2 separate regions of the Mus musculus genome follow, and region 2 is linked to region 1. The links are chromatin contacts, found by POLR2A ChIA-PET in ENCODE. All regions are on one chromosome and are shown on one strand. Each heading gives the region's core, a stretch centred on a gene start or an enhancer-like site at or near the end of the contact. The rest is flanking DNA. Distances are from core to core; before and after follow the strand shown.

Region 1 (4,059 bases), core at 740-3,239:
GTTTGGACCTCTCATCTCGTGGCGGATACTCGGTGTAACCTTCCCGCTGGGACCCTCATTGCTTCTCTATGAAGCGTCTGCGTTTTACAGATGAGGACATACACGGGTGCTCAGATCCACTGCACTCTGGTTCTAAAGTCCACGCTGTTTCTCCTGTGAACTCTCGGAGGAAAGAAAGGAGATCTGGGTTCTACCCTCTCAGTGTCCCCAGATACTGAGAGGGTCCTGACAAGCGATCACCTAAATGCTGCACGAAATAAAAGAGCATTCCATAGCACTGATATGCAGAGGTTCGTTAAACCATTTCCCACGAGTTGCTTTATTCCCGGATATTCTCTCTTTCTTGGACTGGATTATTTCCTTTGGGTCAGTTCCTGGGAGTGGAACGTCTGGATCTGAGATGTGGCGCTTCCTCGATTCGCCACGTCATCTTCCGCCTTTGCAGAGCCCCGCCGAGCGAAGAGTGAAACGTTCCGGGCAGCCCTGAGAGCCTGGTTCTCACCTCGACCTTGACGCAGTTGTCCCGCAGGTGCCATTGTGCACCCAGGGCCCCCGCTGCATCCTGAGCCGCTGGGTTAGATCGCGACCGGGCCTGCGGGGTCCACTCCCCCACCCCATTCCACCACCCCCAGCTGCCTCGCTGGCAGCTGGATTCGGCCTGGGGGCGGGGACCAGACCTGGCATCTTCGCCAGGCGTCCGCAAAGCTCTGCTTCCTTATTTGGAGGGACGGGAAGTGGGGAGACAGAACGGAGGACAGGGCCTGGGAAGGAAAATACAGGGCAGAAGGAAGCGAAGAGATCACAGCATCTTAGGGGTGTGTACAGGTGTGTGTGTGTGTGTGTGTGTGTGTGTGTGTGTGTGTGTGTGTGTGTGTGAGTGTGTGTGTGTGAAGTCCCTTCTGCGCGCTCCTCCAGGACTGGAACGTGGCAGCTCTCCACCCTCCTGTAGTCATCCCTAAATCCTTAGCTCACCGCGGGGAGGGGCCCGGGCTGGAATCCCTCTAGCTGAGCAGGGCCGCTCCTGTGGCCAGATTGCGGTGATGGGGAGGCTCAAGGATACTGGCTCCACTTAACCTCCATGCCTGGACCTCCTCTAGCAGTCTGGTCTTTGTATTCCACTTTCAGCTTCTCTGGGGAGTTCCTCTCTGTTGTAAATTCCCAAAGGACAAATATACCCACAAAGGCAGGGGACATCTGTATAAACGACCAGCAAGATCCCCAGGGAAGCAAAGCTGACCAGTCTAAAAGGTGTTTAAACTAGCTGATAATTTTTAACGTACAATTAAGGGTGCCCAATTAAATTTGACTTTAAGATGGGCAATAAATTACGTTTTATCATAAATTTATTGTATGAAATATTTGATGAAAGAGTGTCTGAAATAATGCATGGCAGACAATAAAAATTATTCGTCGTTTAAAATACAAATCGAACCAGGCACTGGGCATTTTTATTTGCTAAATCTGTCAGTGCTAATTCCTTCGTTCCTTGCATTTAAACTCTTGGAATTTGGTATTCTTCCCTCTCCAGGTCTCCTCCCCTAACCAGCTTCCTTCCTTTTTGCTTTTTGGTGAAGACGTGGTTTCTCTGATACTGTCTTTTAATTTCCCTCCTTCTCTGGTTTTATTTACTTTAGCTAACTCACCCTGGGTCTCAATTTAAAAGTCTTTGATGCTACCGTTAGGGCTGGGGTTGAGGCAGCATAAGCTTTAGGGGGTGGGGGGGATTTCTTAAGGACACTGGAAGGAAATTAAACCTCCGAAAATATGCTTGATGCCTCTACGCACCGCCTCTCCTTTCTTTCTAAGGAAAATGTGGGTTGAGCTCAGTTTGTGTCACGGGAGCACAAACAGCTGAATTAAAGCCAAAAGAATTCATTCCTCAAGCCTCCACCAGCTGCAGCCCCGGCCGGCCGGCAGACAAATGTGTTTGTCTCTAGCTCCATGGGTGTTTTTCTCAGGGTTTCCATCCACAGCTGAACTTGTGCAGGGGGACCTTGAACCTGTAGGCTCAGAGGGACTTGAGGGATCTGAGAGATCAGGAAGAGCAGGGTTTCCCACACAGCGAGGCATGTGGCCGTCGTTTAGCAGTCCCCAGCACAGGTTGGCCCAGTCTCACAATGTAAGCTCACAGGAATTGTGACTAAAAACAAACAAAAAGCACCCCCCACACACACCCCCACAAAGCTTTCCCAAATGACTCTAGCCTGAGACCCTGGATACCAGATAGACCAGGGCTTCTGGCTTAGGGGTGGCAGCTGAGCATCCAACTCCCTTCTGGTTGCTAGGGGCAGCTCTAGTGTGCTACCCGTCTGTCTGTTTCTTCTTTGCAGCATCTTCTCTCCTCCACCCTACCCCAGCAGGACCAGCTCCATAAATCACTCTTCAATGGCCCCTCTCTCTCTCCTGTCTTCTTCTCTACTTCTTCTTGGGACACCTCCCTCATCACATACTGCCCTTGAGACCTGCTCCCTCAGCCTGTCGTGGAGACACCTTAGTGTGATGGGTCTGTTATTCTTACTCATAGGCTGCTGTCTGGTTTACCACATGAATTCTTGATGTAAAAGCTGCCAGGGACGGCAGAAGACCCCAGTGTTTGGATTTCTGAGGCTTGGACATTACAAGTGATTGTGGCACAGGGCCTTGTATTAGTGTTTCCAAGCCTAGCTTCTTCAGCTCTGCACTGGGGTTACCTGTCTCAAAAAAAAGAAAAAGAAAATGAAAGAAAGAAAGGAAGGAAGAAAGAAACAAAAAGGAAGAGATGATATTTAGATCCCCCCCCCGCCCCCCCGAGAGATTTGGCCCAACTCAGCTGACTTAGGCCATGGCTTTCCATCTCCCTATGCAGCCCACAGCTTGGCCCCTCTAATCAGTTGGAAGGAAGGCTCTTGAGGGAGATGAAACTGCATGGTGGGTATATTATGTCATGACATTGGTGACCAATAGTCTGGGGAAGCAGCAAGGGACATTCATGCTGATGACAAGACATTTTCCAGGAGAAGCGTTTGACTCCAGGGACACACCGTACTGTATGGTGCAGATCTGAGTCCAGGCTGGGGTGTAAAACTACTGAGATTTCCAGGGTCTTGTGACCCAGGACAACGCAAAACCAAAACAAAAGCAACAACAAGAACCAAACCAGAACACGGAGGTAATAAAAATAGACACCATTTATTAAGAAAGAGAAAAGGACTCCCAAGAATGAGCTACCAACTGGCATACACTCCAGAACACCAGGCCAGGATCTCAGGTCCCTTTACAAGTCATTTGCATAGCACCTGCTTCCGCCATGTTTGTCTGTTTTGGAGCTTCTGCTGTTGTGGTTGTTGCATGTAGCCCAGGTGGGGAAGAGTTTCTAGTTCTTTCTGGCAACAGGCTTCCTTGCTTATATTAGTCATCCCCTGCCCTCTCCACTTGCTCTCCTGCTCTCAGCTCTCACCAGCCACCGAGAACCAGCCCCTGTCCCCACTGCACTCCCCTCGGACTTCCAAAGGCCACAGTTACAGTTTGAGAATCTTGGCAAATGTCAGGATGCTTTTGGAAACAAGCATCAGAAGCCTGACTCGGACCGTGGTACCCATTTCCTTCAGATCTCTTGTCTGTCCATCTCTGTAGATCCAGTTTATTTTCATCTGGGTCCCCTTGGGGTTTCAAGCCTTGTACCCACCAGCCTGCATCTGTGTTCCTAGTACCAGGATAACGGATCCTTTCTGGATCCAAACTTCCCTTATGAAACGACTTCAGTTTAGCTGTGTCAGCCATCGGGACAAGTTGTCTAGAATTTACTGAGTCTGGGATGGGTCAGGGCCAGACACACAGTGGCTGCCAAATAGTTGAGGAAGAGTGAGAAGATATTTGTGAACAGTTCCAATTCTATGGAGGGTTGCCATGCAGAGATAGGGGTCAGGTAGGAGAGCAGAGAGCCCAAAGGAAGGAGCCAGGCATCCTAAGTTGATTCTCAGACAATACCCTCTAACAGATGAGATCTTTTACAGCCCATGTCCTCTGAGGTATATAATTGTGTCTTTTTTTTTTTTTTCCTTCTTCTTCTTCTTCTTTTTC
Region 2 (3,822 bases), core at 991-3,490, 110 kb before region 1:
TCTCTAAGAACTGGTCACATTTTTAAAAACAAGAGAGTTGAAGGCTGAAGGTTATTTAACCATTTCCTAGCCAAGAACATTTGATCAGTTCAATTTACCAAACTATAAGCGGGGATTGGGAGTTCTGGATTGTGGCTAGTCAAATGATACTGACTAGTAGAACAATGGGTAACCATTACATTCTGAGCAAGAAAAACTATTTAAAAACTAGACTTTTGGCAGGGCAGCGGTGGCACATACCTGTAATCTCAGCACTTGGGAGACAGAGGCAGACGGACTTCTGAGTTCGAGGCCAGCCTGGTCTACAGAGTGAGTTCCAGGTCAGCCAGGGCTAAACAGAGAACCCTGTCTCGAAAAACCAAAAACCAACCAACCAACCAAAAAAACCCTAGACTTTTGTCAAGAGATGGAAAAGAATTGATAGGTTGTTTATAAATTATGCAAGTTTGTCAAATAATTTGATCTCTGTTATTTCCATTTCTTTAAGTGTGAACTACAGTTAATAGTATCTACGAAGATTAAGCAAATTAGCAGACATGAAATGCTATTTGAAAGTACTTCCTCAGTAAGATTTTTTTTTAAGCTCCATTCTTCTGACAGGAATGCTCTATCTCCTAAAAACCAGTGACCACACATAACCAGAAGCAAGATAATTACTTGAAGTATATTCTGCAAACCCGTCTTCTCCCAGCTCCAGAACCATCCGCTCTTTCCACCTCTCCAAAAAGAAGCTCTGTTCAGGTGGCATGGTCTGCTGAAGGATGCGGGTCACACTGGGTATCGAGTTCCTTTGCAAAGGGATCTTCAAAGGGCTTGAAGAAGCATCTGTGTGTGGTTTCCCGGTTCTCTCTTCATTGAAGATAGGAAAGCAGTGTTGTGGGACTCTGGCCTGTGGCTCCGGCTCTGCAGCCTTATGCTTACTCACTGGTCCATACAGTACATCATCTTCCTTGAACAACGACTCTGGAGTCTGGGCCGGGCCTCTGGACAAGACAGAGCGTACTAAACGAGAGTACTTCGCTTGGTCTACTGCTTCGTAAGAGTTTTTCTTCTTCTGGCTACACAAATAAGAGAAAGTGGAGAAACTCACAGGAGGGCTTGCTTTTACAGAAAATCTGTTTAACCTGCTAAGCAGCCTGCAGAAGGTCAGAGGCAGTTTCATTTTTAGACTTCGCCCCTCTAACTTTTCTCTAGTCTGGAAAGTTTAAAAGTGTGTTCTGTTCGTATCTGAAAAAAAAAAAAAAGTGGTGTTAGGTTTAAGACATTTTCTATATTAAAACCATCAAATTGAAAATCACACAAGAGCCGGGTGTGGTGGCGCACGCCTTTGATCCCAGCACTTGGGAGGCAGAGGCAGGTGGATTTCTGAGTTAGAGGCCAGCCTGGTCTACAAAGTGAGTTCCAGGACAGCCAGGGCTACACAGAGAAACCCTGACTCAAAAAACCAAAAAACAAAAACAAAAAAACCCACAAGAACATTAAAAGTGCATACACTAAACTTTTGACGTTTCCAAAAAAAAAGAGAAAATCATTCCCAAGTAAGATTCATGAAAATTGTAAGTGGCTTTTGTTCAATGTTAATGTGTTGGCCGTTTCGGATATGACACCTTAAATCTGAATGTGACAAGGCCTGGAGGCATAGACCAGGAAACTTAAGTTACTTGGGTGGCTGAGGCAGTATGAAATTGAGATTTTGGGTTAGCTTGGCTTTGTCTCTAGAAACAAAACAACTACAATCTGCCCCCCCCCAACAAATTCACAAGTCTTAATTAACAGTTAAACACCTACATCTACATACCAAACTCTTACTAAATATTCTGTATGGGCATCGCTCATCTATTCCTCACGCCGCCCTTTAAAAAGTGGGTGCTACTGTGACCTCGTGGTCCAGACTCGGGACATGTCGCAAGTGGGTCTGCACAGCCCATCCAACGTTAATTCCAGAAAATGATCTCTGCAGGTGTCTCCCATGGCTGCGACAGGACAAGCGTGGCCCTTCGTGCCCGAGTTTGGATAGGGAAGAGAGTATTTAAATAGAAGGTCGGTCAGCGGCAGGGTTCTAGCTGTACCTGAGATGCCACCACGCTGTAACACCCAGCCCGCAAACAACCCTCTCGGGACCCGTACTTTCATCGGTCCCGCGCTTTCCCAAAGCGAGGCGGCCCCAGCATGCACTACGGCGTTCCCGTCGCACCTGTGAGGCGCCATCCCCTCCACGCCCCCGAAGCAGAAGCGCGGGCGCCGTCAAGCCGCGCGTTGTCGCGCTCACGAGATCTCGCGCACGTCACCGCCGCTCGCCATCTTGGACTCTGGCTGAGCCATAAATTGCCCGGGCCGCGGTGCGCGTCCTTTCTCGAGGCGTGCCTCGCCGGCGGAGGGTTCGGAGCCCGCGTTCCCGTCGCGGCCCTCCGGTGCTGGTGTCCGCGTGGCGCGGAGCGAGGGTAGGCTCCCCGCGTAGCTTCTATTGCCCGGCTCCAAGATGGACGGCCGCGGGGACGGGGGAGGCCGCACTGGGGGAGCACGTGGCGTGCCGCTCGCTGGCCTGCGCCCGGGGCTGCTGGGATGGTGGCGGAGTCCCGCGGCCTCCAGCCGCCGTCCGGCAAGGAGGCCGGCGGAGGCGGGGCCGCGGCCGCCCCTGAAAGGCGCCCCGGCGGCGGCCCAGCCTCTTCTTTCCTCGCACAGCCACACGGCCCCTGCTCGAGGCCCGCGTCGCCATGGCCGCGGTTCCCGAGTTGCTGGAGCAGCAGGAGGAGGACCGCAGCAAGGTGAGATCCCTTCCTCGCTCGCTACCTGGGCTGGAGGTTCCCGCCGGCCTCCTTGGGCTGGGTGGATCTTCTCTGGGGCTCGGACCCCAGCAAGATCCCGAGGTTTTCCCTCAACCACCCCTTTAGAGATGGCTTTCCAACGGGGTGTCTCTGCACGCTCATTCTCTGACCAAGGAGACCCAGACAAGTGGGACCCCACTTCTTGAGCTCTCGGTGGGAAGCTGACCGACGCTCTGCCAGTCATTCGACTGAGGCTAATCCTCTGAAGCCCTTAGGAGCGTGGTTTTTTTTTTTTTCTTTTTTCTTTTGCTCCTAAAACTTAAATCGACTACATGGTAATTGGAAAGTGGATCAAAGTTTCGTTTGCTATTCCTATCTCCTTTTAAGAAAATGGCCTTTTCGTTTAAAATAGTGGGGAGATTTCTAACGAGTATCTGTATGTAGCATGGTTTTTGCAACTTGGGAACGCTAAATGTGTCCTCGTGGGAGTTGTAATTTTTAGTAAATCCTGTGTGTTGATATAACCCTCGGGCTGCAAATATCTTGAGGACTAATGCAATAAACAGGGATTGCTATACGGGCAATAAAGGATTCTACTTTTATTGGCTCTTTAAACTTGAATTTTCCACCGCACAGGTAGGTTATGAGTCAGTTTTGTGGACAAAATCGTCAGTAATATGGGAGCTCTTAGATTTTAATAAGAGCTGAATTAAGATTTCATTTTAAGTACCTTTGAATGGGCAAACATTTTTTTTTTTGTTTTTGTTTTTGTTTTTCGAGACAGTTTCTCTGTATATCCCCGGCTGTCCTGGAACTCACTTTGTAGACCAGGCTGGCCTCGAACTCAGAAATCCGTCTCCCAAGTGCTGGGATTAAAGGCATACGCCACCACGTCCGGCGCAAACTTTTTATCTAGTAAGTAAATACCGGTCTCTGGCGCACCAACCAGTTGGATTGTTCCAACAAGGGTATTGTATTGAAATAGAGCTTTGTGCGAGGTGTTTTATTTCTTTTACATTAGAAGAATTAGTTTCTCTCCCCTGGCATATATAATAGG

Evidence for each region. ChIA-PET counts read pairs that join two places held with the same protein, here RNA polymerase II (POLR2A).
Region 2: POLR2A ChIA-PET joins it to region 1 with 10 read pairs in Patski. The contact joins the promoter of Snx5 here to the enhancer-like site in region 1. POLR2A ChIA-PET finds 5 or more read pairs at or near these places in 2 of 5 experiments (Patski and embryonic stem cell).

What each region holds. Positions count from the first base shown.
Region 1 is chr2:144,162,106-144,166,164 of GRCm38, reverse strand. All of the region lies in intron 2 of Banf2os (a long non-coding RNA gene), which reads left to right. Among named protein-coding and RNA genes, the nearest start is that of Gm5535, 25 kb to the left of the region's middle. Within about 2 kb of position 1,989, at least 1 of the 3 ENCODE cell types and tissues checked has a DNase peak (open chromatin) inside an H3K27ac peak, as active enhancers do.
Region 2 is chr2:144,269,320-144,273,141 of GRCm38, reverse strand. Snx5 (sorting nexin 5) reads left to right here and starts at 2,240. Exons shown (of 14, transcript NM_001199188.1): 1 at 2,240-2,441; 2 at 2,683-2,765. The coding sequence starts at 2,715. It overlaps Mgme1 (mitochondrial genome maintenance exonuclease 1), which reads right to left and starts at 2,238. Exons shown (of 5, transcript NM_028984.5): 1 at 2,070-2,238; 2 at 658-1,227. The coding sequence starts at 1,162.